Linked DNA regions of Mus musculus: region 1 is linked to region 2. Evidence: chromatin loops called from intact Hi-C (ENCODE). Cell type or tissue: left cerebral cortex. All regions are shown on one strand. Links, peaks and the distances in the headings refer to the core of each region. The heading gives the core; the rest is flanking DNA. Region 1 holds the start of Pdcd7 (programmed cell death 7). Region 2 holds the start of Clpx (caseinolytic mitochondrial matrix peptidase chaperone subunit).

Region 1 (16,226 bases), core at 3,639-11,638, 52 kb before region 2:
TAAAACTTCCTAAAGACTGCACTTGTGGGGATGGAGGGGTTGGAGCTGAAGCCACTGTAAAGTTTGGCAGCCTTAGTGTGAGCTGACAAACAGGAGCCCAGCCCATTGTGGCACATGGGCCCAAGATGACCACAGGAACACAGGCCATGCTGAGGCCAGTCAGGCGGAGGGCTGAAAATCTAGTGAATGACTCATGGCACAGAGAGACTGCCCCTGGGGCCGGTCACCCTTTAAGGATAGTCAGAGAACCCTAAAGGTGTGCAGAAGCCAGGCCCAAACAGAGAAGCTGAAATCCCAAGCACAGACGAGTCTCTGGTCAGGTAAGCCTGTGTTCATAGAAAAAAAGTTTGAAAATTATAGGTTTCCAAAGGAAGGAGTTAGAGATTAAGAAGAAAATATTTTCTGTGTTAAAAAACAGAAAACACAGTGAGCACAGGGAAAGCACATGGGGGCATCTGCAGCCCACAGAGTTCTGTTTTCATTATCAGCATACAAGTAAATAATCCTATGTTCAGAGATGACTGTCATTTTATATATGCTCTTTAAGATCAAAATAAAGTAGACTTAGATAAGGACTGAAAGATGGGATGCTAGGTTACAGGCCACAGAACAAAGATCAGAGGATTCAACATGAGAAAAATCCACAAAAGCTTGAAGAACTAAAATGGCAACTCATAGAGATGTGATATTCTGAATTAAGAGTACAGAGTCTATGTGAGGCCACCTTAGAGCAATGTCATACAATAGCTATGTGCTTCATTTTGTAGAGTTTGAAATTTTAAAATATGTATATATGCTGATATATAACTGATACAATTCCAATGGGCTTTGCCTTGAATTCTGAAAAGGACAATTCTGAGGTCACCCATTTATAAATGATGGCTATTTTGGAGATGTCTTTGCAGATTGAAGCTGATGATGCCCCAACATATGTATACAGTAGAAAGTAACACTTTCTTAGACATTATGGCATAAAACATGTTACAGATATACCTTACAACCCTACAGGTCAGGCATTGTAAAAGGATCTAGCTATGCTCTAAAGGAGATGCTCATAAAACAGAAAATATAGGATCTCCCAAAGACAGATTACATGATGCTATTGAATTAAAACTTAAATGTCAATGAGACACGTGGCACAGCCGCTGAATGAAAAGCACTGGACTTAGGAAAGGACAGAGAATGAAGCCCGCCTAGGTATGTATTGACCTCGGAATGGAAGTGTGTTGCATTAGAGAAGAGTTTTGTCTTTGTTTCAACAGCAGATAAAAAGCTATGGATTCTATTAAAATGAATAAAGATCAGATTTGACCGGGGGACACCCTGAAAATTCTGGCTGCAGACATGAAGAAAGAAACTAGAAGAACAAAGCAGGTGGTAAATGCTGATCCCTCTACATGGGACTGGCTGTAAGGCTGGCTAAGAAATACCTCTACATGGCCAATAAATCTTGTTGGCTAGAGAGGCCTCAGGAACTATTATTACAGAGAGGAAACAAAGTAAAGGAAGTTAGATTCAGAGATCTCTTTCTCTTTTTCCTTCTTTCCCTCCTACCTAGTGTTACAGGAAGAGGTAGAGAGAAGGAATGCAAAGATAAAAGGGCAGATTACTGAATCTACTTTTAGACTAAACAGCATTACAAGACAAAATATTTTATATTTCGTATGGATTCTGTATAGTGATACAAATTTAAGGTTATTTTTGCTACAAATACTGTATCTATGTTTTAACTCATTAAAGGTATTGTACCTATGCAACTTATTTGAATGCAATGTGAAGTGCTAGTCCTGTTGTAAGCTGTTACTGCAAACTGTTTAGGATAATAAGGAATCCGACTTGCTCTTACTCTCTCCTCTCCTCTCTCCCTTGCTCCCCTTCTCTCCCCATCCCCTTCCCCCTCTTTCCACGTGGCCATGGCCGGCCTCTACTTCTCTACTCTCTTCTCTCTGTCTTTCCCCACCTCTACTACCCTCCTAACTCCCCTCCCCATGCCCTAAATAAACTCTATTCTAAACTTAAAAAAAAATAAAGAAATACAACTTAGTAGTCAGTCAAACTTATAATTATGTTAGGTACTAGTTTAATATATTACAAAAATAAGCTTTCTTTAGCCTCCTGTAGATTTTTCAAAGTTGAACAGATAGTAACTAGCTAGAAACAAGCAACATTTCCTATTCAGATATACTACAGATAATGATCTTCAAAACACCTCAGAGATTTACAGAATATGGAATTTTAGATGTTTTATTAATAAAGGCCTTTCATGACAGTGAAACATGACTCTTCCTGGCAGCACCCCTATTCTACTTCAAATAAGATGATGAGCATCAAAGACCCTTCATATTGAGTTTGTCTCAAATTTGGCAAGCTGCCACTGGGCAAGAACCTGCCCTTGTCTTTACTGCAGACAGCATGCTGTCCAAGCTGCGGGCAAGCAGAACACAGAAGCAGCCAACTGCCAGACTTGCAAGGAAAAGGTAGGCAAGTCTTTCATGATTCTTGCTTCACAGAAAGGTCTGTCCTATGTTGGGACAGAAGACCAAAGATAGATACTCCCATGTAGCAGTGGAGCCTTGGATGTCGCTGTATCTGTCATTTCTATAGTTCTGGAAGCTGCTTGCTTCCAAAATTTAATTTCCTGTTCACTCAAGTAGTATCTATTCCGTCTCAGGTCTCTCACGGGGCTGAAGACTAGGTAGTTACAGTCTCATAACTAAGCTTAAGTTGCTTAGGATTCAATATTTATAGGTTGGTAAATGTGAGTTGTGATAGAAAGTGATTTAAGTGCAGAACGTTGAACTCATCAAGACAGGACAGATAGTAGAGTACTTTCTCCAAGGCTGCTAAATATAAATGAACTGGACATTGTGAATGTAACTTTACCTGATAGTTTTCATAATTGTTCTTCCTGTATATTTTACTAATGTAAGAGAAAGAGCCTTGTATTGGACTAAAAGAGAGATATCTTACTTCAGCCTCCCACAGGTGTGATCCGCCTCTCCCAGCTGGTCATACAGATGTCTCCCCTTTTTTGCTTTTGTTTATCTCTGAGAGATGATCTCACTCTGTAGGCCAGGCAGGCTTCAAACTGCAGCACTTCCCCTGCCTCAGCCTCCTGAGTGCTGGGAGCACAGTTGTGAGCCACCCCACCCAGTTCCACATAACCTTCCTTAAGGAGACCCTCTCTGCAGTAGCTTCAGTGTCTGTACTGAGCCCTTGTTCCTCAGTGTTTCCTAAGGGATGGTACAGGGAATGCCTGAATCTAATTTACCTTGTCAACCTGGAACTCTAAAAATGCAAATTAACAGTCCTGAAAGATCCGGCTCCCAAGGAGGGTAAGGAATGGAACTGGAAAAGCCTAGGACTCTACAATGCCTCTTAAGTAATACTCTTAAGTTTGCCCTTCACTGCTCCTAAAGACAGCTTCCACACAATCATCTTTCACACATAGGAGGCCAATCTTCCTAGGATTTATTTGCCTTCCATATCCTCATCTGCTCACTTAGTTCTCTCTCCCATCTGTCTTATATAAGTGCCTGCAATTCCAGCATTACAGCCAATGACCATGCCTTCAGTCTTCTGCTAGGAAAACTACCCTTGGCTGGATCTACTGCTTTTTTTGTTTGTTTGTTTGTGTAGCTCTGGCTGTCCTGGAACTCACTCTGTAGACCAGGCTGGCCTCAAACTCAGAAATCTCCCTGCCTCTGCCTCCCAATTACTGGGATTAAAGGCATGTGCCACCACTGCCCGGCGACTAAATTTTTTCAGACTAAAGTATTGCCTCCCTTGTGCTGACATTCCTGAGGTACAATGCTAAATCTATCAATACACTTTCCAGCAATGCCATATTGGCCTATAGGGCAGTGGTAGACACTGGAAAAAGGGAGATTGTGCTGGCTAGTTTTATGTCAACTTAACACAAGCTAGAGTCCTTTGGGAAGAAGGAAACTCAATTGAGAAGCCATCCCCAGCTCCACCACCAGAGCGGCCACTGGGCAAACCTATGGTGCATTTTCTTAATTAGTGACTGATGTGGGAGGGCCCAGTAAAACTGTGGGTGATTCTACCCTTGGGCAGGTGGTACTAGGCATATAAGAAAGCACCTGAGCAAACCATGGAGAGCAAGCTAGCAAGCAACATTTCTCCATGGCCTCTGTGTCAGCTCCTGCCTCCAGGTTCCTGCCCTGACTGGCTTTAATGATACACTGGGATGTGGATGTGGAAGTGAGATGAACCCTTATCTTCAAGTTGCTTTTGCTCATGGCATTTTATCCCAGCACTAGAAACCCTACCTAAAATGAGTGCTTGCTGACTGTACAAAGTAGGAAGGGCAGAAGGGCCCTCAGCACTGTCTCAACAACACCTGAAAACCACCAACAGACATGCTAGCACAGAAACAACAACACCTGAAAACCACCAACAGACATGCTAGCACAGAAACAACACCACCTGAAAACCACCAACAGACATGCTAGCACAGAAACAACAACACCTGAAAACCACCAATAGACATGCTAGCACAGAAACAACAACACCTGAAACCCACCAACAGACATGCTAGCACAGAAACAACAACACCTGAAACCCACCAACAGACATGCTAGCACAGAAACAACAACACCTGAAACCCACCAACAGACATGCTAGCACAGAAACAACAACACCTGAAAACCACCAACAGACATGCTAGCACAGAAACAACAACACCTGAAAACCACCAATAGACATGCTAGCACAGAAACAACAACACCTGAAAACCACCAATAGACATGCTAGCACAGAAACAACAACACCTGAAACCCACCAACAGACATGCTAGCACAGAAACAACAACACCTGAAACCCACCAACAGACATGCTAGCACAGAAACAACAACACCTGAAAACCACCAACAGACATGCTAGCACAGAAACAACAACACCTGAAAACCAACAGACATGCTAGCACAGAAACAACAACACCTGAAAACCACCAACAGACATGCTAGCACAGAAACAACAACACCTGAAAACCAACAGACATGCTAGCACAGAAGTGGAGCAGCTCCAAGACCCTCAGCCAACTATGGGCAACTGGGAAACGCCGAGAGCAAGAGAAACCGTTTTCCCCAGGGATGAGCACCTCAATTCATTATTAGTGGTCAGCCCTGAAATCATATACATACAAGTAACATTAAATGTACTAGTCAGGTTGTATTTATGTATACATGTAACAATAAGTAAAGAAAGAGAGGCCATGAACTTGAGAGAGAACAAGGGAGATGCATTGAGAGGCTGGAGGGAAGAAAGAGAATGGGGGAAATTATGTAATTATATTTTCAAAAACTAACAAATATATGTATATATAAATAAAACTAACATATATATAAACTAGAATAATGGGTCTGCAATTAAGAGCACTTGTGACTCTTACAAAGGACCAGGGTTCAATTCCCAGCACCCATACAGATGGTTCATCACCATCTGTAACTCTAGTTCCAGGGGATCCAATGTCCTCTTCTGACCCCATAGGCAGGAGGCACATATGCAGTGCACATACACACACAGGCAAAACAATCACAAAACCCAAAATAAATAACTCTGAAACAACAATAACAATAGTAATAGCATTCAAAGGAAATGAGGATGTCTTCAACCTACACTTGGCAAATCCTACTTTCTCCCGGGTTCTACTGAAGAACATGAGACAGACAAGCTTTGAAGTCATACAACTTGGGACTAAATCTGAGGTAATATTGGTATACAGGCTTGTGTGACTGCTGTCAAGTTAGCTGCTTTAAGTCTCAGTCTGTAAAATTAGGGTAATGAATTCCTCGGGATTGTGTGCAGGACACTAGTGTAGTGTCTACTATAGATATGAGTACTGAACAGGGGTAAGGAAGGCATGGACAAAACAGCACAGCAACCTGAGAGACCAGTGGGACCGGGCTATGCACACTCTCCAAAAATAACCGGAGTATCTCATGGGCCTTGTGGCTGCCAATCTGTTGACAGTGTTTTCCTTTCTAATCTGCACTTGCTACTTACTGCATTGTTTTTGAATATAGTTTTCCTGCTATTTTTACAATTTTGTGTGAGTCCTTAATTCAATCATTTGAGTAAGAGGCCAAGTACCTGGAAACACCTGATCCAGACAGACCCACTCCACCGGATACACTGGTATTCATAGTATCAAACCAAAACAAATGAACCCGGGAGAGAACTATTATCAACCTCATCAGCCAATTATGTTATAAAGGTTTCTAGGTGTGGTCCAAGTCCTCTACATTTGCATGCTTTAGGACAGTATAAAAGATACTGCTCTGCATCTTCAGTAAGTGGATCCAACTTTGAAGCAGGACACAAGAGGTGTGTCCTCCCAGAAATGCACCAGTGTAAACCTGTCGCGTGTTTAAGGGACTTTATAGTCCAAATTCTAGAGTTTTATGCACCACACATCGTCAACAAGGAATACAGAGCAAAGAAGTGGCAAAGGCTAGCTTTCGCGGATAAGCATACAAGTTAACTAGCACGCAGATTCGAGTTCCAGACACCACAGCTCCAACCACCGAGCGCATACTGGTTCTCACCCGCTTCTTTTCCTCCACTTCCTGCACGCACTTCACCCTCCAGCGGTCAATCTCCTGCTCCCGTTCCGTGGCCTGCGCGGCCTCCGCCTCCCGCTCAGCCTCCCGATCCCGGGCCCTCTCACGAAGCCGCAGCCGGCGGCGCCGGACCCTCTCCAGCCTCCGTCGCGCCTCGCCCACATAGGCGGCCTGGGCCAGCGGCTGCAGCCGCTCCGCTAGCTCCGCTCGTAGTGGCGCCGCCTGAGCGTGCAGGGAGGCCCAGGCTGCTCCGTCGGCCTCAGCCTCGCGCAGGGACTGCCCCAAGCTGCGTAGCCGCCGCACCAAACGCAAAGCGGAACGCAACCGCGCGCGGACTTCACCCAGGCTGGGCCCGGCGGGTGTGCGCGGGGTCCGGAGGCCACCGGGCCGCCGGGGGTTCCCGAACACCGCCTCCAGCCACTGCCGATCACGCAGGCGCTGCAGGGCCGCGTCTCCGAGCACGTCGGGCGGCGGCGGCGCCTCCGCCCAGCGCGGGCTCCAGGGCGGCCCGGGACCTGGAGGCGGTGGCCGTGGACGCTCGACGGCGTCGGGCCCCGGGAAGGGCCGGCACTGCGGCGGCGGCGGCGGCAGCGGTGGGGGTGGCACCGGGAAGAAGGCGCCGCCACCGCCACCGCCGCGGGAGGCCTCGGCTGGCGCGCGGGGCTGCAGGGCCAGCGGAGGCTGGAGGAAGGGGGCGGAAGCCCCCGGGAAGGGGCCGGGTCGCTGGGGAAGGGGCGGCGGGAAAGCCGGAGAGGGCAGCGGCGGGGGCGGACAGCCGAATGGAGCGGAAGGCGGTGGCTGCGGAGGGGGAGGTCCCTGACGGCTCTGGGCGAAAAAAGGTGGCAGAGCCATGTCTGTAGTGCAGCGGTTGGGAGCAGTGACAGTAATCTGGGAACTTCTTTATCCGGGTTCCAGGAGGAAGTGACGTGTATAACGTGCGACCGGTGCTTGACTCACTTCCCGGAAGCGAGGCGTAGTGCAGGACCTTGGTTTGTCGTGCCAGGAAGCTTGAACCTTCCCAAACCACCAAGGATCCGTCTCCGATGTTAGGGTTTATTTCGGGCTCAGGCTCGGGCTCTCCTCCAAATCGACCTTAACACAGCAGGACAGAAAGAGAAGGCGGAGCAGCCCTGAACCCTCAGTAGAACAAGTTTTTATAGAAAAATAAAAGCTGAAAGGAAATAAAACTTGAGACATGTGATTCATGTAATTTATGTCAAATAGCCCAAAGAGTTGTTTGTGAGCTTTGAAACCTGGGGCTGAGAACATAGCAGAACAGGCCAGGACATGCCCCCCTATCTCCCGCCCTTCTGACAGTCTGTTGATGTTTAAATGAACCAATCATGTGAAACCTCGCCAATTCCTCCCCCAGCCCCATCCCTTTTCTATAAAAATCCCTAGCTTCCAAGCGTCAGAGTCGAAACCACTGTCTCCTGTGTGAGATACGTTTCGAACCGGAGCTCTGCCATTATGGCTCCACCATGTGGTCGACACCTCTGTCTCCTGAGGGAGATATATGTCGGCCCGGAGCTCCGTCATTAAACTACCTCATGCTTTTACATCAAGATGGTTGTCTGTTCGTGATTCTTGGGTGCGCTCCGAATGGAAATTGAGTGGGGGTTTCCCCACTAGGTTCTTTCAAAGCGAGGGAGGGGTTGTCCAGTCTGGCAAGCATCTAATAGAATGACTATAAGCCAATAGTTGGGTGCCCTGAATCGTGCATTTGATCACAAACAGTTTGAAAGTACATCTGAAACAATCAAACTAATCTTTGATTAACTGTTGCTAGGAAGTAGCTAGGGATTAACTCTGGCCAAGGACAAGCCATGGGGTCCTTTCTGGTATTTTGGTGCAGCTTGAGTTCTGCTTTTTTCTTTTCTTGAAGATGGAGGCTGGTCCCAAGATGGAGTAGGTTTGGCCTCTCCAATTCAGTCTTGAATTCAGAAATCCTGATGATTGTTAACGTTCTAGAGGGACTAGAGACACGGTCTGAAGCTCCGGCTAAGATCTGAAAGACAACAAAAAGTTATGAGAGGAACACAGGATGGAAGCAGCAGGTACTAGTGATTTGCAGTATGTCTGCTGGGGGTCGAAAGAATGCAGGGTGTAAAACACAGAAACACAAAGAGAAGCTAGGTGGTCTTGGAGAGATAGATGTTACAGTGTCCATATGTCATATTGATAGAACCTAGTGGGGAAACCCCCACTCAATTCCCGATTTGGTGTGCACCCAAAACCCAAAAAATCACGAATAGACCGTCTTTGATGTAAACACACAAGGTAGTTTAATGATGGGGTTCCGGACCAACATGCATCCCACACAGGAGATAACGGATGTTGGCCACAGGCTCGAAAGCTAGGGGTTTTTATGGGGTAAGGAGCTTAGGGGTGTGGAATTCAGCATAGCGACATGCTATTGGCTTATTCAAACATCAGCAGAAAAATTACATGTACGTGCAGGATGTCAGAGTTCTATGAGTTGTTGACTCAGTTCAGATAGCCCTGTTATGTCCTCACATTCCTCTTTATCTTTATGGTCAAGCTGTTCCCAGGAATGTTTTAACTATGGGGCATGCCCGGGTTTGTTTTTCTTTTTTCTCAGCCCCAGGCAGCCTCTAGGCTCACAAACAACCAGCAATTTCTGAGTACTTTATATGACATACAGGTCTTGAAATTTCATCTTTCTTTCAATATCTTTGATTTGCTTTGATCTTCTGGCTGTTCTGGAACTGGTTCCCTAGACCCAGCTGGTCTCGAACTCAAAGAGATCTGTCTGCCTCTGCCTCCCCAGTGCTGAGATTCAAGGCATGAGCCACCACTGCCTGGCTCCAGGGTGTCATGTTTTAAAAGAAAAGAAGGAAGGAAGGAAGGAAAGAAGGGAAAGGTAAGGAAGGAAGAAAGGAAGAAGGAAAGAAAGAAAGAAAGAAAGAAAGAAAGAAAGAAAGAAAGAAAGAAAACTGACTAATGGCTATAAGCCAGAATTGTAAAGGGAAATCCTTCCATCTTATTAGTTAAAAAAGTTAAACTTCTTTGGTATAAACTTAAGACTCACATTCAGCTGTAAGAAACAATACAAAGGAGCCTGCGTGTCCTTTATCCTGGTTTCCCAACTTGCAACATCTTACAAAGCTGCAGTGCATTTTCCCTTTTAGAACCACACCATTTTTATCCCTTAATCCACCTTCTGAAATCTCAGTTATCACTAATTCACATACTAAAAGAGTTGTGTGTGTGTGTGTGTGTGTGTGTGTGTTCACTAATCCAGGAGTGCACTCACAAGGAGGCTCAGAAAGCACAGTGTGCTATCAGAACTGGAGATTTATCTATCTGTGTTTTATTAGTATTATTCCTGACAGGATCCCATAAAATGAATTTATACTTCTGTTTGATCATTTTGTTCCTGGGGGAGATTAAAGTCATGTACCACCGCCACCTTGTTCACTAAATCTAGAATTTAAAAAACTACTAATTTACAGAGATCTACTTGCCTCTGCTGTGATTAAAGGCACGATCTACCATAGCCCTGCTCAAATATTTTATCTTATCTCCAAAAACACACCAGCTCTTGGATATTTAGAAATCAAAGTTTGAACTGTAGTAACTCTTTGAATTTACTTGAAATATTTTAAATCTCTTAAATGTGTTTTTAATACCAAACAACAAAAATATCTGAACTGGAAATTTCTATTTCTTTGGAGACTTAGTTGTGTCATGTAATGTTTTTCTGGAAACTCTTAAGAGAGGATGTTTTTGCTGAAGCAGAAACAAGGGAGGGTGTTTTGCTGAGAACAGACATGTGGTGTTTTGCTAGATCGGATACTTGAGAGAACACGTGGTATTTGGAAAGGGTATAAATATAACCCAACAGACAACGAATGGATAGCACTGTATGGTATTGGTTCACCCTGCCATTCTTTGTTGGTATTCATTTGTCGGGACTATATAAAAAGAACTCCTGATGGTGTTCTAGAAGGGAGACTAAAGCATTTAAGCATTTTCTGCCCATACTGAGGCAATTTCAGCATTAGTAAAAGGTACCACAATTTTTGTTGGGTCTGTTGGGTCTATTCCTGCTCTTTGACAAAGTATTGCAAGATATAATCACACTGTGAACCTGAGATTGTTTTATTTACTAAAAAACCCTGTTTCTACTTGTGGTGTGGCTCAACCCTTAGCACACACCTTTAATAATCCCTGGATGGAATACAGACATGCCCTTAGTATACACCTTTAATCCCAAACAATGAAGGTAAAATCAATTTGTAGAAGGAAGCATCAAAGATTGAAAATGATGTCTAATTGAGAGGCAAGATTGAGAAGGAGATAGAAGATAGAACATATTGCCAGAGTTAGTATGAGGCCAAACAGAGAATTCAGGAAAATCAGAGAGAAAGAAACCAGACGAATCAGTTAGTATGGAGGGGAGTTTGAGCCAGAACAGCCAAGTTGAACTAGCCATCAAAAATTCAGAAAAGCTAGAAAGGGTGAGTTTATTCAGCAGTACATCTCAGAGTCTGAAAATCATTCTATACCTAGATTAGATTTTATAGAAGTCTAGAAACTTCCAGGACTAGGCCTAGGTTAGCAGATGGAAGCAGTAAGCTTCAGAGACAACAATTACAACAAAGAGGTACATTTACAACAAAGTCTCATTTTTCCTTTCAGAATCAATTCAGAAACCTCTTATACATAGGTCTTTAATTTTTTACTGTTTGTGTGCTAAAAATATTTACTCTAAAATGGTATCCTATTCTGTAAAAACTCCTGTGGGAGAATGAGCAGAGGGGGGAAAAGATACGGCCCCCTAACCAGACTGACGAGTAGGCCCAGCGGTCTCGAGTGGGTGGTCCAACAGCTCCAGCTGGAGGCCGGGCTCAACTGCATGAAGGTTTCCCAGGCAGCTGCAGACTTGAAACAGTTCTGTCTGCAGAATGCTCAACATGACCCTCTGCTGGCTGGAGTGTCTTCAGGTACAAATCCCTTCAGACCCCAGAAAGTCTGCTTTTTTTTTGTAGTCAAACCACTTTTTATGAATCAGTGAATATTCAAGAGAACTAAGTATGAAGTCTGTACAAAAGCTTCTGTTTATCATGTGCCACAATGCACTATCTTCTGCTCATCAGTCCTTAATATCTACCTCTCTGAACTTCATGGATTTCTGTTTCACAAGGTTTAACTCTTATATATCACTGGCTGTAGCATACAATAAAGCAGCATACAAAAGAAAAAAACAAAAACAAAAACAAAATACAATATAGCTTTGGATTCAAATGATCTACATGTGCATCCTGTAGTTTCTATTCTACAAAAGCCAATTCTCTCTCACTCTCTCAGCTAATAATTTTCTTGGATTATTTAAGTCCTTATCTCCTTGTAAGGTTTGAAATAAATTACTTAGATCTTGAGTAGTTAAACTAATTTTGGTCCACAGCCAGTTAACATCTCCCAGCAAGTTTTGAAAATCATTAAGAGTTTATAATTGAGCTCTCTTGATTTGTACTTTCTGTAGTCAGGTTTTCTGTAGACCTATTTTATATCCTAGGTAACTAAAATAATCTCCTCTTTGTATATTTTCAAGAGCAATTTGTAAACCCCCAGTAAGGCAAGATTCTCTTTACTTCATCAAACATTTTTTAAGGTATCTGCATCTGAATCAGCCAATAAGGTATCATTCATATAATGGTAAATTTTAGATTGAGGAAACTATTTATGAATTACTTCTAATGGCTCTTGTATAAAATATTAACACATGTATGGATGTTAACAATTCCTTGTGATAAGACTTTCCAATGATATCTCTTTGTTGGACAAATATGATTTTAAGTAGATACTGAGAAAGTAAACCTTTCCCTATCATACTCGGAAAGGGAATGTGGAAAAGGAATCTTTTAAATCAACTACTATCATGGATCTTATCTTAGGTAACAAAGAAAGCAAAAGGTTTCCAGACTGTAAACAGCTAATTGGCTGGATCATCTTGTTTGTGATTCTTAAATCTGTTAACATCCTCCAGTTTCCTGATTTCTTTTTATAACAAACACAGAAGAATTCCATGGGCTGACACATGAGAGGCTGTTTAGCTAAGAACAGACATGTGGTGTTTTTCTGGAAGCTGTCTTGTGATGTTTTGCTGGAGTGACTGCTTGAGAGAATGTGTGATGTTTAGAAGGCATATGAATATAACCCCACCATGAATGAGAACATGCTCTTGCATTGGTTCACCTTGCAACACCTAGCAGTCTTTGGTCTTTGCTGATGATGCTCTTGCATTGCTAAGTCTTGTAATGCTTTGTTAGTCTTTGATGATCTTTGCTTGCCATGACTTCAGAAAGAGAAACACACCAGAGAATGTCTCATAGTATTCCAGCTGATTCTTGCTGATTCAGCAGACCCTCGTGGTTTCTTCTGGATTGGGCTACTGCTACTGATTCATATTTGGTGTTTTGGACTGGACTGCTGATATCTTTACAATAAAGATTAGAGTCATCACAAAGAACTTCTAAACATTCCAGAAATCTGCCTGCCTCTGCCTCCCAAGTGCTGGGATTAAAGATGTGTGCCACCACACCCGGCAAACATTCTGTTTTCTATTAACTTTTCCCCCTACCTCTGGTATGTGGGCTAGAAGGGAGGTTAAAGCATTTAAGAACCCTTATTAAAGTAGGTTTTGGAAATTTTATCCATATGTGTATGTGTGTAAACTTCTGGTTTCTTTGGAAAATCAGCTGTGTTGAATGTTGTTTTATTGGAGCAGAGGCGTGAAAGAGAGTTTTCCTTTTTTTTTTCTTTTTTAAAATTTAATTTAATTTATTTTTAATTAGGTACTTTCTTCATTCACATCTCCAGTGCTATCCCAAAAGTCCCACACACACTCCCCCAATCCACTCCACCCACCCACCCACTCCCACTTCCCGGCCCTGGCGTTCCCCTGCACTGAGGCATATAAAGTCTGCACGACCAATGGGCCTCTCTTTCCATTGATGGCCGACCAGGCCATCCTCTGATACATATGCAGCTAGAGACATGAGCTCCGGGGGGTACTGGTTAGTTCATATTGTTGTTCCACCCATAGGTTTGTAGATCCCCTCAGCTCCTTGGGTACTCTCTCTAGCTCCTCCATTGGGGGTCCTGTGATCCATCCAATAGCTGACTGTGAGCATTCACTTCTGTGTTTGCTAGGCCCCAGCATAGTCTCACAAAAGACAGCTATATCAGGGTCCTTTCAGCAAAATCCCGCTAGTGTATGCAATGGTGTCAGCGTTTGGAGGCTGATTACAGGATGGATCCCCGGATATGGCAGTCTCTAGATGGTCCACCCCTTTGTGTCAGTTCCAAACTTCGTCTCTGCAAGTCCCTCCATGGGTGTTCCACTCCCAATTCTAAGAAGGGGCAAAGTGTCCACACCCTGGTCTTCATTCCTCCTGAGTCTCACGTGCTTCGCAAATTGTATCCTATATCTTGGGTATTCTAAGTTTCAAGATAAAGGAATGTGTTCCATTAAGCAGACACAGGTGAAAGGATCTTTTGCTAAAATACGCATGTGAAAGGAAGCACGCTGTGTGTCCTTTCCTCAGCCTAGAGTAGATTAAACAAGCCCGATGGTTTTGCAACCTAGCTGGAGTCGCCTGGCCTCACTTTTGCAATTTCCTACTGGAGATTTGAGGAGTTGACTACCTGCTGAGCTTGCTTTGCAACTCAATCCAGATGAAACAAAGGATGGGTCTCTAGGTTTTCCCACATATTGGTTCACCTTACAATACATTGCTGAACTCCATTTATCATGACTCCATAGAGAGAAACACATCAAAAAACTTCTGGTGACTTCCTGCCTCCTCAGCAGACTCAGCTGATTGGCAGAGTGACGTCAGCTGATACAGACTCATGAGGAGTCTTGCTAAGACAGACTCAGGTGGTGAGGCAAGACCAACGGGAAGACACTTGATGTTTGGAGAGAGTATAAATAGGACTTAACAGACAGTGATGGGAGGCTTGCATAGCTAGCTTTGCAACACTTCTTGGTCTCTCTCTTTTTCCTCTTTTCTGATCTTCACTTTGTTGAGAGAGGCACAACAGAGAACTCCTGACATCCCTGGTGGTCTTGGTCGCCGCCGACTTGCCCATTTGGCTGAGGTCTGGCTGTTTCTGCTAGGTTGTGCCAACGCTGCTGACTCCTGTTTGCCATTCTGACACTACTGAACTGGACTGCTTGTATATTCGGAGCGTTTGCCAGGGGACTGAGCTGCTGCTGCTGATTCCTGTGAACTGAACTGATTGCCTGACAAGGTAGATTGGATTTGCTCCAAATAACAATTTCTAAATAGCCCCACTTCCCCCAAATCCTAATAACCTTCCTTTTCCACTACCTCTGGTGGGTAAGGTTAGCAGGGAGGCTAAAACATTTAAGAACTCTTATTAAAGGTTTTTTTTTTTTTTTTAAATCAAGGCATACATAGATACATACATACATACATACACTGAGCCGTTTCTTCAGCACAACTTTTTAAAGATAGGGACAACTAAATATAAGAAGCACTATAGTAGCTGCTGGCTGAAATTAACAAAGTTTGATTTTTTTTTTTTTTTTTTTTTTTTTTTTTTTTTTTTTTTTTTTTTTTTTTTTGCCTTAGTAAAACTATGGTGTAGCTAGAAAGATGCAGGTAAGCTTGGGAGGTGTACTAGAGAAAAGAATATTAAACAGTGCCTAGCTGCTATTACAGTGACTCACAAGTTAAGAGACAGAGACCCGTGGCTGTGGTGGCGCACGCCTTTAATCCCAGCACTCAGGAGGCAGAGGCAGGTGGATTTCTGAGTTCAAGGCCAGCCTGGTCTACAAAGTGAGTTCCAGGACAGTCAGGGCTATACAGAGAAACTCTGTCTCAAAAAACAAAACAAAACAAAACAAAAAAACAGAAACAAAAACAAAAAGAGAGAGACAGAGACCCACAAAAGAACTCACTTGATATGAACTCACTGATAAATGGATATTAGCTCAGAAACCTAGAATACCCATGATACAATTTGCAAAACACAACAAAATCAAGAAGAAGGAAGACCAACGCGTGGATATTTCATTCCTCCCTAGAATAGGGAACAAAATACCCATGGAAGGAGTTACAGAGACAAAGTTTGGAGCTAAGATGAAAGGATGGACCATCCAGAGACTGCCCCACCCGGGGGTCCATCCCATAATCAGCCACCAAACGCAGACACTATTGCGTATGCCAGCAAGATTTTGCTGAAAGGGCCCTGATATAGCTGTCTTTTGTGAGGCTGTGCCAGTGCCTGGCAAATACAGAAGTGGATGCTCACAGTCATCAATAGGATGGAACACAGGGCCTCCAATGGAGGAGCTAGAGAAAGTACCCAAGGAGCTGAAGGGGTCTGCAACCCTATAGGTGGAACAATATGAACTAACCAGTACCCCCAGAGCCTGTGTCTCTAGCTGCATATGTAGCAGAAGATGGCCTAGTCAGCCATCATTGGGAAGAGAGGCCCCTTGGTCTTGCAAACTTTATATGCCCCAATACAGGGGAATGCCAGGGCCAAGAAGTGGGAGTGGGTGGGTAGGGGAGCACGGCAGGGGGGGGGGGAGAGGGTATAGGGGACTTTTGGGATAGCATTTGAAATGTAAATGAAGAAAAT
Region 2 (16,226 bases), core at 5,063-13,062:
AAAAGAAAAACAAAGAAAGAAACCTTCTGACAGAGGCACAGAAAGGCTGACGCGTGGTACAGTGCAGTTTCCCTTGATTATAATTAGCTCTAAAGCACGTAGGCAATGAGTCATTTGATGTAATGCACTTTGCTCTTACAGTTCAGAGCACTATCAGAAGCAGCCTGAACCATTGATAATCACCAAACACTTTCTAAAATTGAGAGTTCTCCTTTCTGGTACATCAGGCCCCAGAAATTACCTTAATACATAAATGACTGATCTTCCTGGCTTATGAGCTACTTAACAAAGTTGTGATGGTTTGTATATGCTTGGCCCAGGGAGTGGCACTATTAGGTGTGGCCTTGTTGGACTAGGTGTGTCACTGCGGGTGTGAGCTTTAAGACCATCATCCTAGCTGCCTGGAAGCCAGTATTCTGCTAGCAGCCTTCAAATGAAGATGTAGAAAACTCTTAGCTCTGCTTGTACCATGCCTGCCTAGATGCTGCCATGCTCCCACCTTGATGATAATGGACTGAATTTCTGAACCTGTAAGGAGCCACAGATAAATGTTGTCCTTTATAAGACTTGCCTTGGTCATGGTGTCTGCTCATAGCAATAAAACCCTAACCAAGACAAAAGCTTTTGAAAGATGTAGCAATATAGTATAAATAAGTCTTAGATTTTCTAAAAACCAGTGAATACACTCAGAAAAACTCACAAAATCCAAATCTGAAACGGAATATATTTAAGCAAATAAAGCAAATATTTTCTTTCTTCCTCTCAGAATGCAAAGTGCTACCAGTCCTAGGAATTTTTAGTGTTTTTAGAACATTTAGAGAATCACAATGTCCGGGCAAAAATAATTCTGGTTTATATAATGTACGATTTCTATACATTCAATGGCCTATAGCAAAAGAGGAAAGAAAATCAAAATACTTACACACAAAGGTCTCCACGTGTGTACACAAATCACCACATTTAGGACAGCGAAGCTGGTTTCCACCTTTCCCAGAATTCCCAGAGCCTGATTTCTTACTGCTTCCTTCAGTCACTGATTTCTAATGTTCATTTAGGAGAAAAAGATAGAAAGTCATTTGTTCCATGGAGTTTAGCTGTAAACAACAAGTTGTATTAATCTTAAATTTTTACAATTTTGGACTAGAGAGATGGCTCAGTGGTTAAGAGAACTAAGTTTAAATCCCAGCAACCACATGGTGGCTCACAACCATCTGTAATGGGATCAGATGCTCTCTTCTGGTGTGTCTGAGGACAGTGACAGTGTCCTCAGTGGCATAAATACATATATAAATCTTAAAAATTTTTTTTTTACAATTTCCATGCTGGAAATAATAGTATGGTTTGTATCTATAGCCACTGGTGTTATAAGATCTACCATAAAAATCAGTCCTAGTTACTATGTATTTATCTAAAGCCATTTTTTAAAAATATATTTTAAAAAATATATAATGTATGGTGTATATACACACAGACAAATATTTCTTTGGTGTTTCGAGAGGGTTTCATTGTGTAGCCCTAGCTATCCTGGAACATACTTTGTAGACTAAGGTGGCCTCGAAATCACAGAGATCCACCTACCCCTGCTTCCCAAGTGCTGGAACTAAAGGTGTGCACCACCACTGTCCAGCTAAGGATTCTCATTTTCAATGAGATTTTAAAAAGTTACTTATAGGAATAATCCAGGCTGGTGGTTCATACCTATGATCTCAATGCTCAAAAGGTTGGATCAGGAGACTTACCAAATATTTGAACTCACTCTATAGACCAGGCTGGCTTTGAGCTCACAGAGAGCCATCTACCTCTTCCTCCCAACGGCTAGGATTGAAGATGTGCACACCACCACCCAGCTAAAATCTTTATTTTAAAATTTTATGTGTATTGGCTTTTTTGTCTGAACACCACATATGTGTGCATCAGATCCCTGGGAATGGAGTTATAGATAGTTGTGAGCTGTCATGTGGATGCTGGGAATTGAAGTTCAATCCATCCATCCATCCATCCCTTCTCCTTCCTTCCTTCCTTCCTTCCTTCCTTCCTTTCTTTTTTGGTTTTTTGGGACAAGAGTTTCACTCACTCTGTGGTTCTAAGCTGGCCTCAAACTTTAAAAGATCCACCTGCCTCTATGTCCCAAGTGCTGTGATTAAAGGCGTGCACCACCATCACCACAACCAGCAGCCATTTCTTAAACACTTGTAGCAGTTAGATTTGTGTATGAAAATGGAATTCCTCACTCCATCCTACTAATCATGCCACTATTTAATGATAGTTGATGCTTAGGATATTAGCACTTTACTCTCTGCTTGCTGAGTACAGTGAGTAGGGCTGGAGAGATGGCTCAGTGGTTAAGAGCACTGACTGCTCTTCCAGAGGTTCTGAGTTCAAATCCCAGCAACCACATGGTGGCTCACAACCATCTGTAATGGAATCTGACGCCCTCTTCTGGTGTGTCTGAAGACAGCTACAGTGAACTTACAGTACTTACATATAATAAATAAATAATTTTTTTAAAGTACAATGAGTATATAAGTATAACACAAATTAAGCACTGAATAAGCTGGGCATGGTGGGCACTCAGGAGGCTAAAGTAAGCGGATCCCGTTCTAGTGCTGCCTAGGTTACACAGCAAGTTGCAGGGCAGCCTAAGTCACAAAAAAACTGCCTCAAAAAATCAAAACTAACCAACAAAATATAAAATAAGATCAACTCAGACTCTTCAAATCATTTTATGTAACTCATATTTCCTACAGAACACATTTAAACTAACAGACTACAGAACACTATTATTATATTAGCTCTTATAGATGCCAATAAGACAAAAATAACCTTATTTCCATCTCCGGAGCCATCCTTGTTTGCCCCGTCTTTTGAGGCAAAGTATGCTGGTGTTTCTGAAAAGGTTCTAAGAGGAGCTCTGCGCAGAGCCTGAGCGTCCAAGGTCGTCCCCAGTCTTCCTAACACTGGCACATGGATTCGCCCACACGAAATACCTGCAGGGAGAAGGAAGTCTGTTAGTTTTCATGCCCATGCTGGCATGTCTCAATAAATTCCCAGCAGGCTCAGTGGTTAAGAACACTGGCTGTTCTCCCACAGGACCTGTGTTGGAGTCCTAGCAACCACAGTTCCAAGAGTTCCGATAACCTCTTCTACTCTCTGCAAGCACTAGGCACATACATGGCACACATACATTCAGTCAAGAATATTTACCCACATAAAATGAAATCTTAAAATGAACAAAGTCCTGGTAAATAAAGGTTGAACACAAAAAGGTTGAAACATGCTAGCTTTCCCAGAAAAGCTACACACCAAGAGAAAAAGTTTTGGGTTTTTTTTTTTGGTTTTTCGAGACAGGGTTTCTCTGTGTAGCCCTGGCTGTCCTGGAACTTACTCTGTAGACCAGGCTGGCTCAGAAATCCGCCTACCTCTGCCTCTAAACCCATAATAAGCACACATCACAGATACATACAAATTATAATAATTAAAAAATATTTAATATGTATTTAATATTACTGGAGTATACATTTTAAGTGGTGCATACTTTTAATCCCAGTCTTTGACACAGTTCAAGGCCAGCTTGGGCTGCTTTTAATACCTTGTCTCAAAGAAACACAAAATAACACACACACACACACAGAAACACACATATACACAGGAGTTCCCTGATCCTGGCAAGGCCAAGGTGCCACATGCCTGTAGCTTGTAATTCTAGCACTCAGGAAACCAGGCAGGAGAATTCGTAGCTTGAGATTAGCCTGGGCTATACAATGAGAAAAAAAAAGCAGGCTAGAATCCTGCACAGGTTTGTAATCCTAGAGTCCTCAGGTGTCGCAAGAGGATCAGCCCAAGGTCATACTCAGATACATATTGTGTCTGAAGTCAGCCTGGCTATATTAAGACTGTTCCAAATAACTAAAAACAAGGCTAGAGAGCAATGGCTCCGTGAATTAGAGGACTTGCTCCTCTTCCAGAAGATCAAAGTACAGTTCCTAACTGTCTGTAACTCCAGGAGCTCTAACACCCTCCTTCTAGCTGAGGCACCTCATTCACTCACACAGACACAGATGACAGACATATATACATTCACACACACACACACACACAAACAGTGAGGGGGGGTGGATATTTCAAAAAGAAAGGGAGAAAAAAAAATACCTCAGGAGTTAAGAGTACTAACTTACTAACTTTGGGTTCAAAGCTAAGAATCATTTGTAACTTCAGTTCCAGGGGATCCGAAACTTCAGGTCATCAAAGATACTGCATACATATGATGCAGACATACATGAAAGCAAAATATTCAAAGTAAATAAATAAAAATCTTTAAAAAAAAAAATAGACAAAAGGGCTGGAGAGATGGCTCAGCAGGTTAAGAGCACTGGCTGTTCTTCCAGAGGTCCCGAATTCAATTCCCAGCAACCACATGGTGGCTCACAACCATCTGTATGTAAGAGGATCCAATGCCCTCTTCTGGTGTGTCTGAAGAGACCACCAGTGTACTCACATACATAAAATAAATAAATCTTTTTAAAAAACAAAACAAACAAACAATAAAAACAACAACAACAACAAAAACTAAAATGATAGCATATGCTGGCATTCTCCACATTTGGGAGATAGAGGCAGATCAACTCAAGTTTATCTTCTGCTATGCTGAGAAGAGAAGCAAATGCCAGGTCCTCATCAGGCCTTGTTCTAAAGTCATCATTCAGTTCCTAACAGTGATGGTGAAGCACGGCTATACCTGACCACTATACCTGACTACCTTTTCCTTTTCATTTATCATTACTGTGTATCTATGCGTGATGTGTATGTGGGGGTGCATATGCTATGGTGTGGATGTGGAGGTCAGAGGACAACTCTGTGCAGTCCTCCTGACTTTAGCTCAGTTTCAGGGAACAAACTAAGATTGAACAAAGGAGGTGAATGGCCTTTGATTAAAAATTCTGTTTTTCTTGCGATCTTCCCTCGCTATCACCATGGAGCAAATGAATGTTCTGGCAGATGCTCTCCAGAGCATCATCAACGCTGAGAAGAGAGGCAAACACCAGGTCCTCATCAGGCCAAGTTCTAAAGTCATCATTCGGTTCCTAACAGTGATGGTGAAGCACAGCTATACCAGTGAATTTGAGGTCATTGATGATCACAGAGCTGGGAAGATGGCTGTGAACCTCACAGGAAGGTTCAACAAGTGTGGAGTTATAAGCCCTAGATTTGATGTCCAACTCAAAGACCTGGAGAGATGGCAGAGCAAACTGCTCCCATCACGGCAGTTTGGTTTCATTGTGCTGACAACCTCTGTTGGAATCATGGACCATGAAGAGGCAAGATGAAAACATGCAAGAGGGCCTGGCGTGGTGGCGCATGCCTTTAATGTGAAAATGTGTGATTCTGACTGGTGACAAAGTCACAGACACTTGAAAGACTGTTATGACTTATGGTCTACTTTGATAATTAAAGAAAATGCCATTTTCTAGCTAAAGATTAGTGGAAATAAGGTTTAAGAAACCTGAATCCTACCTATTGACCCCTGAAGGACCTGTGAACTTCAGGTGAAAAAACCCTGAAAGCTAGGGAGATATCTCTGTACATTTTGCAACACTGTTTGGCAGTAATGATAAATGCCAGTTAAAAGTTAAACCATCAGCCGGGCAATGGTGGCGCACACCTTTAATCCCAGCACTGGGGAGGCAGAGGCAGGTGGATTTCTGAGTTCCAGGACAGCCATGTCTACAGAGTGAGTTCCAGGACAGCCAGGGCTACACAGAAAAACTGTCTCAAAAAACAAAAACAAAAAACAAAAAAAAGTTAAACTATCTATGGACATGTCATACAGATAAAGCCTTTTGAGTTTCAGAGCAGCTGCCTTCTAAAATAATAAAATAATGAACATTTAAGGCTGTTAGGAAGTAGAAGAAAGTTGGGCCTGGTGACTCAGAACTGAGTCCCAGCTGCTGTGATGGCTGAGGCAGGAGAATGGCAAGTTCAAGACCTGCAAGGGTTACAAAGAGAACTTGGTGAAGCATTGTCTCAAAACAAAATATTCTTAAAGGACCAAGCACCTGCCTAGCATGTGTAAGGCCCTTGGTTCAATGTCCCACTATGGCAAAAACAGAAATATAAAGAGTGGTCCACAGCTGATGCAGGAGGACCACGAGTTTGACAGCAACTCAAATACACAGTGAGTTCCAGGAAAGCATCAGCTACATAGTGAAACAATGATGTAATTTACTTTTTAAATTTTATAAACTGTGTATGGGTGTTTTATCTGCATGTATATCTGTTACCACATGTGTGCCTATGAAGGCCAGAAGGTGTTAAGATCCCTAGAAGTGTAAAGATGGTGTGAGTTACCATACAGGTACTGCGAATTGCACTTAGGTTCTCTGGAAGAGCAGTCAGTTCTCTTTGGAGCAGTATCTCCAGTCACAACTTATTCAGCTTTTAATATATATATGTATATATATTATATATAACATATTTAAATGATTTTTTTTCTTTTGGGTGATAAGCTCTCACTTTATAGCACAGACTGGCTTAAATACCATGGCAACCCTCCAAAGTGTGGAGGTTATTAGCATGAGCCAACACCATACCTAACTTTTTGTTTTCTGAGACAGGTTTTCATGTCATCCAGACTAATGTGAACTCTCTATGCAGCTGATGTTGGCCTTGAGTCCCAGATCCTACCTGGATTCTTCATTTTGAACTAAGGATCTACAAAACTTTACAAATAATCTAGCTTGGCAGTGGTGGCGCACGCCTTTAGTCCCAGCACTTGGGAGGCAGAGGCCAGCCTGGTCTACAGAGTGAGTTCCAGGACAGCCAGGGCTACACAGAGAAACCCTGCCTTGAAACAAACAAACAAACAAACAAAAAGTCTGTCTGTCCGCTCTTTACTACTTACAGGACTCTATCTCTCTTTCTACCTTATAGGCCCAGGGTTGAAGTCAGGTTGTCAGACTGGGCAGCAAATACTTTTATTTGCTGAGCTATCTTTCTAACCCATTTGTCAAGTCCATTTAAAAAATATATACATCAGCTGGGCGTGGTGGCACAGGCCTTTAATCTGAATCCAAGGCCAAGACTGGTGTACAGAGTTCCAGAGACCTGGCTTGCCCCTGCCTAAAGACTGCCGGAACTAAAGTCATGTGCTATAACCTCCGGGCTGAAGCTAGAATTCTTTGACTAAATCTTATCAAGAACTCCTCCTGTCTAAAACACGTACCCTTTTTAATGCTGTTGTCAACCAAATTTAAACATGATGAATTTAATACCCCTAGTACCAAACTGTAATACCTTAAGCCCTCAACGAATGTAGGTCAAACAATACATTAAAATTATGTTTCTTTCCAGTGTTTACAAATCAAACCTCTGGAACTGGGACACCTACTTGAGGTGTGGCAATGTTTTAAGACTAAATCTTACACTTACGTGTCAATACTAAATGCTTCCGCCTATGTTACTCCATTTCATGTGTATTATAAACTGCCAATTATACAGTTAGTAGACAATGATGATTTTAGAATTAGTCAAAAAAAAAAAAAAAAGGAAAACTGCTTTTATTGATCCAAGGATCGTCATGAAAAGACATCTGTAAGTTCAGAGCCTAACAAGACCTAGCCTTACAATCTGATATGCATAGACTTGTGGGAAAGAAAAACGGGTTTCATTCCCGGAATCTCTTGGCAGGTGTGCACTCTGTCACAGGTCCTGATGAATAGAGAAGCAAAGTAAACAAGAGCCACTCCACTCTTAGAGGCTGATCCCAGCTGTCAAGCTGGGGAAGCGGGCGAATGACTGTTGCTAAATTTAAGTATTTCAGGAATTCCAGCGGTCGTTTTCGCCCCACCTCCCCGCTGCTTTCTTGGGACCCCAAGTTTCCCAAATATCTTGGGACCCCAAGTTTCCCAAATATCTGGAAGGCCAGCGAGCTGTGTTTACGTCTTGTCGTCCCCGAGACCGCACAATGTCAGTGACACCCTTGCGCTGCCGGTCCAGGCGACTAGCCCGACAACCGGGCACAGACTCCCCAAAAGTGACAGGCCCCAAGAAGGGCTGCACGGGGGACACTTTTAACGAGTGTTGCGTCGCACTCGGTTGTTCTCCCTGAGTTGAGGCGAGATGGCCTCATTCCAGCCCCCAAACTCCGAAGGCCCGAGAGCTCACAGGCCAGCGATAGCCCACCGGGTTTCCTTCCAATCCGACAGCCAGGTACTCCAGAGGCTCGTAGCGCCTCGCAGCCTTCAAGCCCTCCTCTCCCCCCGGGATCCCCACAGGTTCACTCGCCGAGAGCCCAGAGCGGGCACCGGCTCGGGACTACTTCGTTACCTCTCTGCGCGGAGGTGAGCGAAGTGGTGAGAAGCCGGGCGGCCGCAGCGCCGCAGGTACAAGCGCCGCAACTGGACATCTCCGCGGGGCCTAGGCCAGGGCTTCGCGCCCTGAGGATCGAGGGGGCTCAGCGACCCGATCGTGTCGCGCGAGTGTTCCGCTGACTGGCTCCGCTCCCTTCCGTCGGTTCTATGCTGGCGCAGCGTTTTCCCCACCAGGCAGCCAGGCCTGGACGATCCCAGCGTCCCACCGCCTTCTACTCACCGGAGTAGGCTCCTCCCCTCCTCCCCTCCCTCCCTACTCTCCCCCATTCCCCGCCCACCCCGGCCGGGGAGCGTGCGCGCGCTTGCGTCCTAGACCCAGGAGGAGGCGTGAGTTTACGCTGCGCATGCGTGGAGACTAACGTGATTCCAGAGAATGGGGCGGTAACCTGGGCACCAATGAGCGCGCTACGGCAAGCGGCGAACCCAAAATTTTGCGGTCGCCTAATTTCTCGGGAAGTCTCTTTATTCGGATGTTAAAAAGTTTTAGACCCAAAGAGACACGCGCCGTGTCGGGAGTTGACCCTACGCTTCTTAGGAGCAGGGGAAATAAAAGCGCAAAAAGGTGAGGATCTTTTTTAAGTGATCCGAAAACTAAGAATGTAATTCAGTGGTAAAGACCATAATCCCACATAATAATTATAAACAGACAGTAACTACCAGGCGCTTGCACTTCGGCAAGTTCCTTCCTTCATGGACTCTATATCCTGGCTTCCTTTATGTTCGCTGTTTCGTTTCATTTGCAGCATGGAAATGGTCTCCTAATCCCACTCCCACTCCGAGCAACAAGCTGGATAGAGCTAGCTTTCCTTGCTCTTTCAAGCTTTGTGATGATAAAGTTTTCAGTCGGGGCTAGTTGCCTGTGTGGATTTTTGTTTTGGTTTTCTGAGCGAGGGTTTGTCTGTGTAACCTTGGCTGTCCAAGAACTCCCTCTGTAGACCAGGCTGACCTCGAATTTAAGAGTACTGCCTCTAACACCATATGGGTTTTATTTGGGTTTGGTTTGGAATTTATGCCAGAGTAATTATATATATATCATCAACTCTAGCCGCCAAATTGCTAGGTGGCCTGGAACTTGTTCTGTAGCTGAAAATGGCTCTGAACATCTGATGCCTGTGCTCCCACCTCTAGATGAGACTACCGAGTTGTACCACACCCTGCTGGAACCTTTAGACAGAAACTGTGAGGAAAGAGAATTAAGCCAGGATCAACACCAGTTCACTTACATTAACCAGCGTCAATCTCCAGCCAGAAAAGTGACTTCCAGTTCCCCGGGTCTAGCTCACAGAAGGGGAATTCCAGGTGGTTCATACTACTACAGGGTTCTTTCTTAGAGAGCTGACTCGTGGTAACACCTCATGGTAAAGTTTCAGAGATGAAAGAGAATTCTTGTCTTTCTTCACTAAGACCCACTCCTTCTTCAGCTGCATCCAGGAATACAGTTGTGAGGAGAGACTCAAGTCCTCTCAGTATGTTGCTTTCCAACTGTGTTCTTAGACTCTCTCAGAAGCTCTCCCTCCATGGATGCTGTGAGCAAACCAAGAGGGCTGTCTCTGGCTTCTCCCGCCCAAAAAGAGAAGTTATGGGTTTTTTTGTTTTTGTTTTTTCGAGACAGGGTTTCTCTGTGTAGCCCTGGCTGTCCTAGAACTCACTCTGTAGACCAGGCTGGCCTCGAACTCAGAAATCCGCCTGCCTCTGCCTCCCAAGTGCTGGGATTAAAGGCGTGTTCCACCACTCCCGGCTTCACACACATTTTTTAAAAATCTTTGCTTCATGCATAGGAACATTTTGCCTGCATGAATGTGAGTGCATCACAAGTGTGCCTGTTGAATCCCCTGGACCTAGGGTTAATCATGGCTGTGAATCACCATGTGGGTGATGGGAACCTGGTACCTCTGCAAGAGCAACGTGCTCTTAAATGCTGAGTCATATCTCCAGTTCTAAAAATATTTTTTAAAAAGACAAGCAGCAAAGCCAGGTGATGGTGGTACATGCCTTTAATCCCAGCACTTGGGATTAAAGAGTCAGGTGGATTTCTGAGTTCAAGCTCAGCCTGATCTACAGCTCAAGCTTCAGGACAGCCAAGGCTGCATGGAGAAACCCTGCCTCAAAAAAAAAAAAAAATCATGTATATGGGTGTTTTGCCTACATTGTATGTGCACCATGTGCATAGAGTGTCCAAGGAGGCCAGAAGATGCTGTCAAATCCTTTGGAACTAGATAGTTGTGAGCAGCCCTGTATGTGGGTACTGGGAAAGAGCCCAGATCCTCTGAAGAGCAGCCATCTCTTCAGCACTACTACCTCCTCCTTTTGATATGAAAGTATTAACTAACACTCATCATCGTTGTAATTACTAAAAAAGTTATTCTCCTGGCTTCTGCTGAATCAGTGACCCAAACAATAGCAAAGATTGTGCCCACATATTAGGACTGAGTTGAGTCCAGAAAAAGCATATAGGTCAATAATTTATATTACTTTTTTTTTACCCACTTGTGCTAGCAGGCCCTGAATTGTCAACATTTCTACCGTATGATTACATTTTCATAAGCCCAGTGAGATAGTCCATGAATCATAGCCCTTTAGTACACTTACTGAAAAGGAAGGGCTCACTGGAAAAACCACTTAAGTCTTTAAAACAAACCAGGATTTGCCTGGTCTCATTGTGTGGGTAGAGACCTGTTGGTAGTGTTAAATTTTTGCTTTCATGGGCTGTCTCCCAGTATTTGTAGATTCTGTCAAGGTGATAATTAACATTAATCCTCATACTACACAAGCAAGAGGACTTCAGTTCAAGCCTCAGAATCCACAGCAGCAAGCTAATAAAGCAGCCGGGTGTGGTGGCATGTGCTTAGAAACCAGCATCCTCAGCCTTGCCTACTCACCGGCTCCAGGCCAATGGGAGGCACAGCCTTAAAACCTAGGAGGACGGCTCCTAATGACCAGTGCCTGAAACGATCCTCTGGCCTTCAGATGCACATGCACACATGCACTTCCACACATATGTGCACGCACATGGACATCTACACACATGACATTTTAAGGAATGAATGGAAAAATCTTCCTACTGTTTGGCAGAAGCTCTTCTGCTAAACGTTTCTGATATGGGAAACAACTACAAAAAGCTTTTTCATCTGCTCAAAGTAACTAGAACTAGGCTACAAAACCAAAAATGCCAATAAATATCTCAAAACTTTCAAAACCAATATATCAAACCTCATTTTCATTAGAACCTTGGGTTTGTTTGGGTTTTTTTTTTTCACATAATAACTTAAAAACCAAGAACCATAGGCTTTTATGGTGGCTCAGTGGATAATCACATTTGCTACCAAGCTTTTTGATCTGAGTTTAATCCCCAAGATCCACATGCTGGAAAGAACCTGCTCTCACAAGCCATGCTCTGATCCCCATAGTATGTATCTTCTCATACTGCCCCCCATAATGAATAAATAAATGTAGCAATTTTAAAAATTAGAAACACGATGGGGCTAGAGAGATGGCTCCGCAGGACCCCAGTTTCGTCTCCAGCACCAATGTCAAGCAGCTTTCAACAACAATCTAGCTCCAGGATGACTCCATGCCTCTGCACTCCCATGCACATAGACACAGACACACAATTAAAAATAAAATAATCATTTTTAAGGCCAAGGACCAGGATGGACAGGATAGTCCACACCTATAATCTCAGTACTTGGATGGAAACAGGAGGATCAGGAGTTCAAAGTCAAGCCAGGCATGGTGGCACACACCTTTAATCCCAGCACTTGGGAGGCAGAGGCAGGCAGATTTCTGAGTTCGAGGCCAGCCTGGTCTACAAAGTGAGTTCCAGGACAGCCAGGGCTACACAGAGAAACCCCGTCTGTTAAAACAAACAAACAAACAAAGAGTTCAAAGTCAGCCTGGCCTACAGGAGACTCTGTCTCAAAACCAAAAATTGTTGGGTATGGTGCTGCACACCTTTAATTTTACCTCTCAGGAGGCAGAGACTGGTGGATCCTGAGTTTGAGGCTAGCCTGGACTACACAGTGAGTTTCAACCAGTTAGAGCTACACAGTGAGACCCTATCTGGAAACAAACAAAAATCTGGGTGTGATACACAGTTGTAGTCCAGCACTTGCAGGCAGAGACAGGAAAACCCCAACTCCCACTCTAGGTAGGGCTATATTTGGTGAAGGAGAAGGTTAGGACACACATTTTATAAACTTTTATAAGCGTTAATCTTATAAAAGTCCAGGAAGGAATTCCCAGTGGTTGCCCAATTAGCATAGTTGTAGACTTTGCCCTAGAAAATACAAAACACAGCACCCTGGTTAAATTGTCTCATCAATGTGAACAAGGGTTATGTGGGTCTGGCATTATGCCGGGGAAAGTTTCCTCATATGGCAAAGCAAATTTGGAAGTTTCAATTTGTCCTCTAAAACTGCTCTGTGCGGACATGGTGGAGCACGCCTTTAATCCCAGCACTGGGAAGGCAGAGGCAGGTGGATTTCTGAGTTCAAGGCCAGCCTGGTCTACAAAGTGAGTTCCAGGACAGCCAGGGCTATACAGAGAAATCCTGCCTCGAAAAACTAAAAGGAAAAAAAAAAAAAAACAAAACTGCTCTGTGTGTCAGAAGGCCTGGACTATTGGGGTCAGCACTCAAGAAGCTTGGTTTGAGACACTGACTTCATAAAAAGCTCTTCATTGGTTATACCTCATGGAGATATAGATGGAACACCTTGCACATGGTGCTCAAACTGGGGAACTAACTGACACGTGATGGTGAATGCCTTTAACCCCAGCACCAGGGGCCTTGTGATTGCTGTGAGTTCTAGTCCAATCTGGTCTACATAGTGAGTTCCAGGACAGCCAGAGCTATATAGTGAAGTGACCCTGTCATAAAAATGAAAGGGACTGAGGGATCCCTGACGAGATAGCTCAGCAGTTAAAAACACGTCCTTTCTTCAATATTGTTTCTGAACCTATTTTGTTTCCCAACACCCACGTGATTGACAGCTACCCCTAACTCCAGTTACAGCACATTTTATGCCTTCATCTGCCTTTTATGGGCACCAGACTCACAGAGTGCACATACTGAATATATATTGGTGTATATATACACCAATGGGTATTGTGTTTAAAATAACATCAATGTTGGAAACTGCAAACTTCATTTTCACAGACTGTTTAGCTGTTTAATAAAGGCTCATGCTCCATTTGTATGTGTGCACTTTGTGACCTGACATTAACAGATTAGGACGGGCCCTTGCTTAGGGGGTTATGGTTGAGTAGTTATGAGATAGAGCAGAACTTAGGGTCTGAGGAGAGAGTAATGGAGTTCCAGGGCATGTTATGATTTCTGTGCCACGTGGCACGTCACAGATAGCCTCTGGTCAGGTTCTCACCAGGGCATCCGTTCAAGTTTTTGATTGTTAACCACGGGGCCATTTAGGTTTTTTTTTTCCTGTGATAAAAATAGATTTTCTATCAAGAAATGGGTGGAAATAGCATTGGTCACTTCTTATCAGCTCTTTGAAACAACATTCTTTCACATTACACCTAGTTTCACTCCTCTCTGACAGGTTAATGATGCTTAAAAAAGAAAGTCAAGTGCAATTTTCCAGCTCAAATAGTTTTAATGGAGCTGTTGGGCCTTGAGTTATTTATCTTCTGTGAACTACAGAGCTGAAGGAACATTGTTTTGTGTCCTTTTGCATAAAACTCAGTTTTTCCATCTCCCAGAATTGAGGACACTATGAGTTACTGTGGAAAAAAAAAATCTATAGTGACCCGTCTAGCAGGTCCAGTTATTTGAGGGTCTCGAGGGGACCTTCTCCTAAGAACCAAATGGGGGGATAGAGAGAGACGAGGACCAAGTGCAAGAACGACACAGAAACATTCTGAGTGGCATCAAGGTCCCACTGTATTGAGAAAGGCTCAAGGCTTAAATGCACAAGCAAAAGGGGAAGTACTTTTCAGCAGGAGGGGTGGGGCAGTAGAAATGCACAAGTAAAAGGGGAAGTACAAGTACTTATCAGCAGGAGGAGTGGGGCAGTGGAAATTTTTCTTTTGGCAGTTACACGGGGAAGCAGGAACTTGGTGGTATCAGGGTGTGGTCAGGACATCTGGCGCTGACTTAGGGTTGGAACATTTTGTGGTTGTTCTCGGAACGGTGTGTCAGTGGCCCGCTTTTGACCCCCTTTTCTTCTCAGGGGGAGAGGCCCAATTTAGAGATCAGGACAATAGCTTTGTCTTAATAGATCCCAACAGTATAGGTTAGAGTCAGCAAATCACAATCGTGAGTTTTTTTTTTTTTTTCAGATTAGAAAGGAATTAAAGGTACACCTTGAAACCTGACTGCCTGAGTACAAACCCTGGCACCCACATGCTATGTGGTAGGAGAGGACAGCATTGTCCTTGAGAAGCTGTGCTCTGACCTCCATAGGCACAGTGCTGTGTGCCCCTTCCCACACATAGATAGATAGATAGATAGATAGATAGATAGATAGATAGATAGATAGACAGAGATTTCTTTTTTTCTTTTCTTTGTTTTTTTTTTTTTTTTGGATTTTTGTTTGTTTGTTTTTTTCGAGAGACAGGGTTTCTCTGTATAGCCCTAGCTGTCCTGGAACTCACTTTGTAGATTTGTAGACCAGGGTGGCCTCAAACTCAGAAATCTGCCTGCCTTTGCCTCCCCAGTGCTGGGATTAAAGGCGGGCACCAACACACCCAGCTCTAGATGTCTTTTCTTAAAGGTAGAAATTTGACCAAGATCATGTGATGATTCAGAAAGAGACATAGAATACAGCCCAAGTCTTCTGTTTTAAAAACTGTACTGCTCAGAGCAAGCAAGATGGCTCGGTGAGGAAAGGTACTTGTTATCAAGGCAGATGATGGCTTGAGTTCAGTCCCTGGGACCCACATTGTAGAAGCTGAGAACTGACTCCTGAAAGATGTGCTCTCTGCTCTCCATACATCCCACTGCACACAAGTATTGTTTTTAAATTCCTCCCTTCTCTTTCACCAGAAATTCTAGTCCTGCTTCCTCTTAGAAAGACATACAGGCTTAGGGTTACTGTTGCTGTGATGAAACAACATGATTAAAGCAAGTTGAGGAGGAACGGGGTTTATTTGGCTTACCTTGCAGTGTAGTCCATCATAGTCAGGGCAGGAATGCAAACAGGGCAGGAACCTGGAGGCAGGAGCTGCTGCAGAGGCCATGGGGGAGTGCTGCTTACTAGCTTGCTCCCCATGGCTTGCTCAGCCTGCTTTCTTAAAGAACCCAGGACCACCATCCCAGGGATGGTCCCACCATAATGGATGATTCCCTTCCCAATCAATCCCTAATTAAGAAAATCCCTACAGGCTTGCCTATGGCCAGATCTTATGGAAGTATTTTCTCAGTTGAGCCTCCCTCCTCTCAGATGACATTAGCTTGTGTCAAGTTGGCATAAAACTGTCCAGCACACGTTCTCTTCTAGAATCACTGTTGTCTTTTAAATAAAGACCTTTTAGTATGTGTGTGTGGGAGTGTGTGTTATGTATGACATATGCACATGCACACACACACACACACACATATGCAGAAACCAGAGGAGAATATTGGGAGTCTTTACTATTCTCCATATTCCCTTGAAACAGCCTCTATCATTGAGCCTGGGAGCTGGGCTCATGGCCTAGCAATCCTTCTGTCTCTGGCCTCTCCCACCCCCAGCACTGGTACTACAGGCACAGCAGCCACAGCCCGTTTTTTAATATTAAAACTGGTTATAGTGAGCCATCTCCACTGCCCAAAGTTCCTAAGTGAACCTCCAGGTTCAATTAGAGCTCCTGTAGAAAAAAGCAAGGTGGCAGAGTTAGTGTGGGAGACATCTCAAGTCAGCCTCT

Evidence for each region. Hi-C counts contacts between places; a loop is a spot of excess contacts. Peaks named below come from ENCODE experiments on the same cell type or tissue, not always from the same donor. Only the 100,000 strongest peaks of a DNase experiment are listed, where the experiment ranks them.
Region 1: it touches region 2 in a loop (4-fold over the local background); 3 of 42 quality-filtered maps call a loop at or near these places.

Annotation. Positions count from the first base shown.
Region 1 is chr9:65,337,352-65,353,577 of GRCm38, reverse strand. It overlaps Pdcd7 (programmed cell death 7), which reads right to left and starts at 7,510. Exons shown (of 5, transcript NM_016688.2): 1 at 6,570-7,510. The coding sequence starts at 7,436. In left cerebral cortex, for the core only: no CTCF peak of the experiment used is centred there; DNase peaks (open chromatin) are centred at 6,823, 7,522 and 7,923; H3K4me3 peaks cover 2,690 bases; H3K27ac peaks cover 1,556 bases.
Region 2 is chr9:65,286,662-65,302,887 of GRCm38, reverse strand. It overlaps Clpx (caseinolytic mitochondrial matrix peptidase chaperone subunit), which reads right to left and starts at 8,628. Exons shown (of 14, transcript NM_011802.3): 1 at 8,323-8,628; 2 at 2,824-2,987; 3 at 923-1,040. The coding sequence starts at 8,401. It also overlaps the pseudogene Gm16218. In left cerebral cortex, for the core only: a CTCF peak has its summit at 8,685; DNase peaks (open chromatin) are centred at 7,781 and 8,705; H3K4me3 peaks cover 2,465 bases; H3K27ac peaks cover 1,317 bases.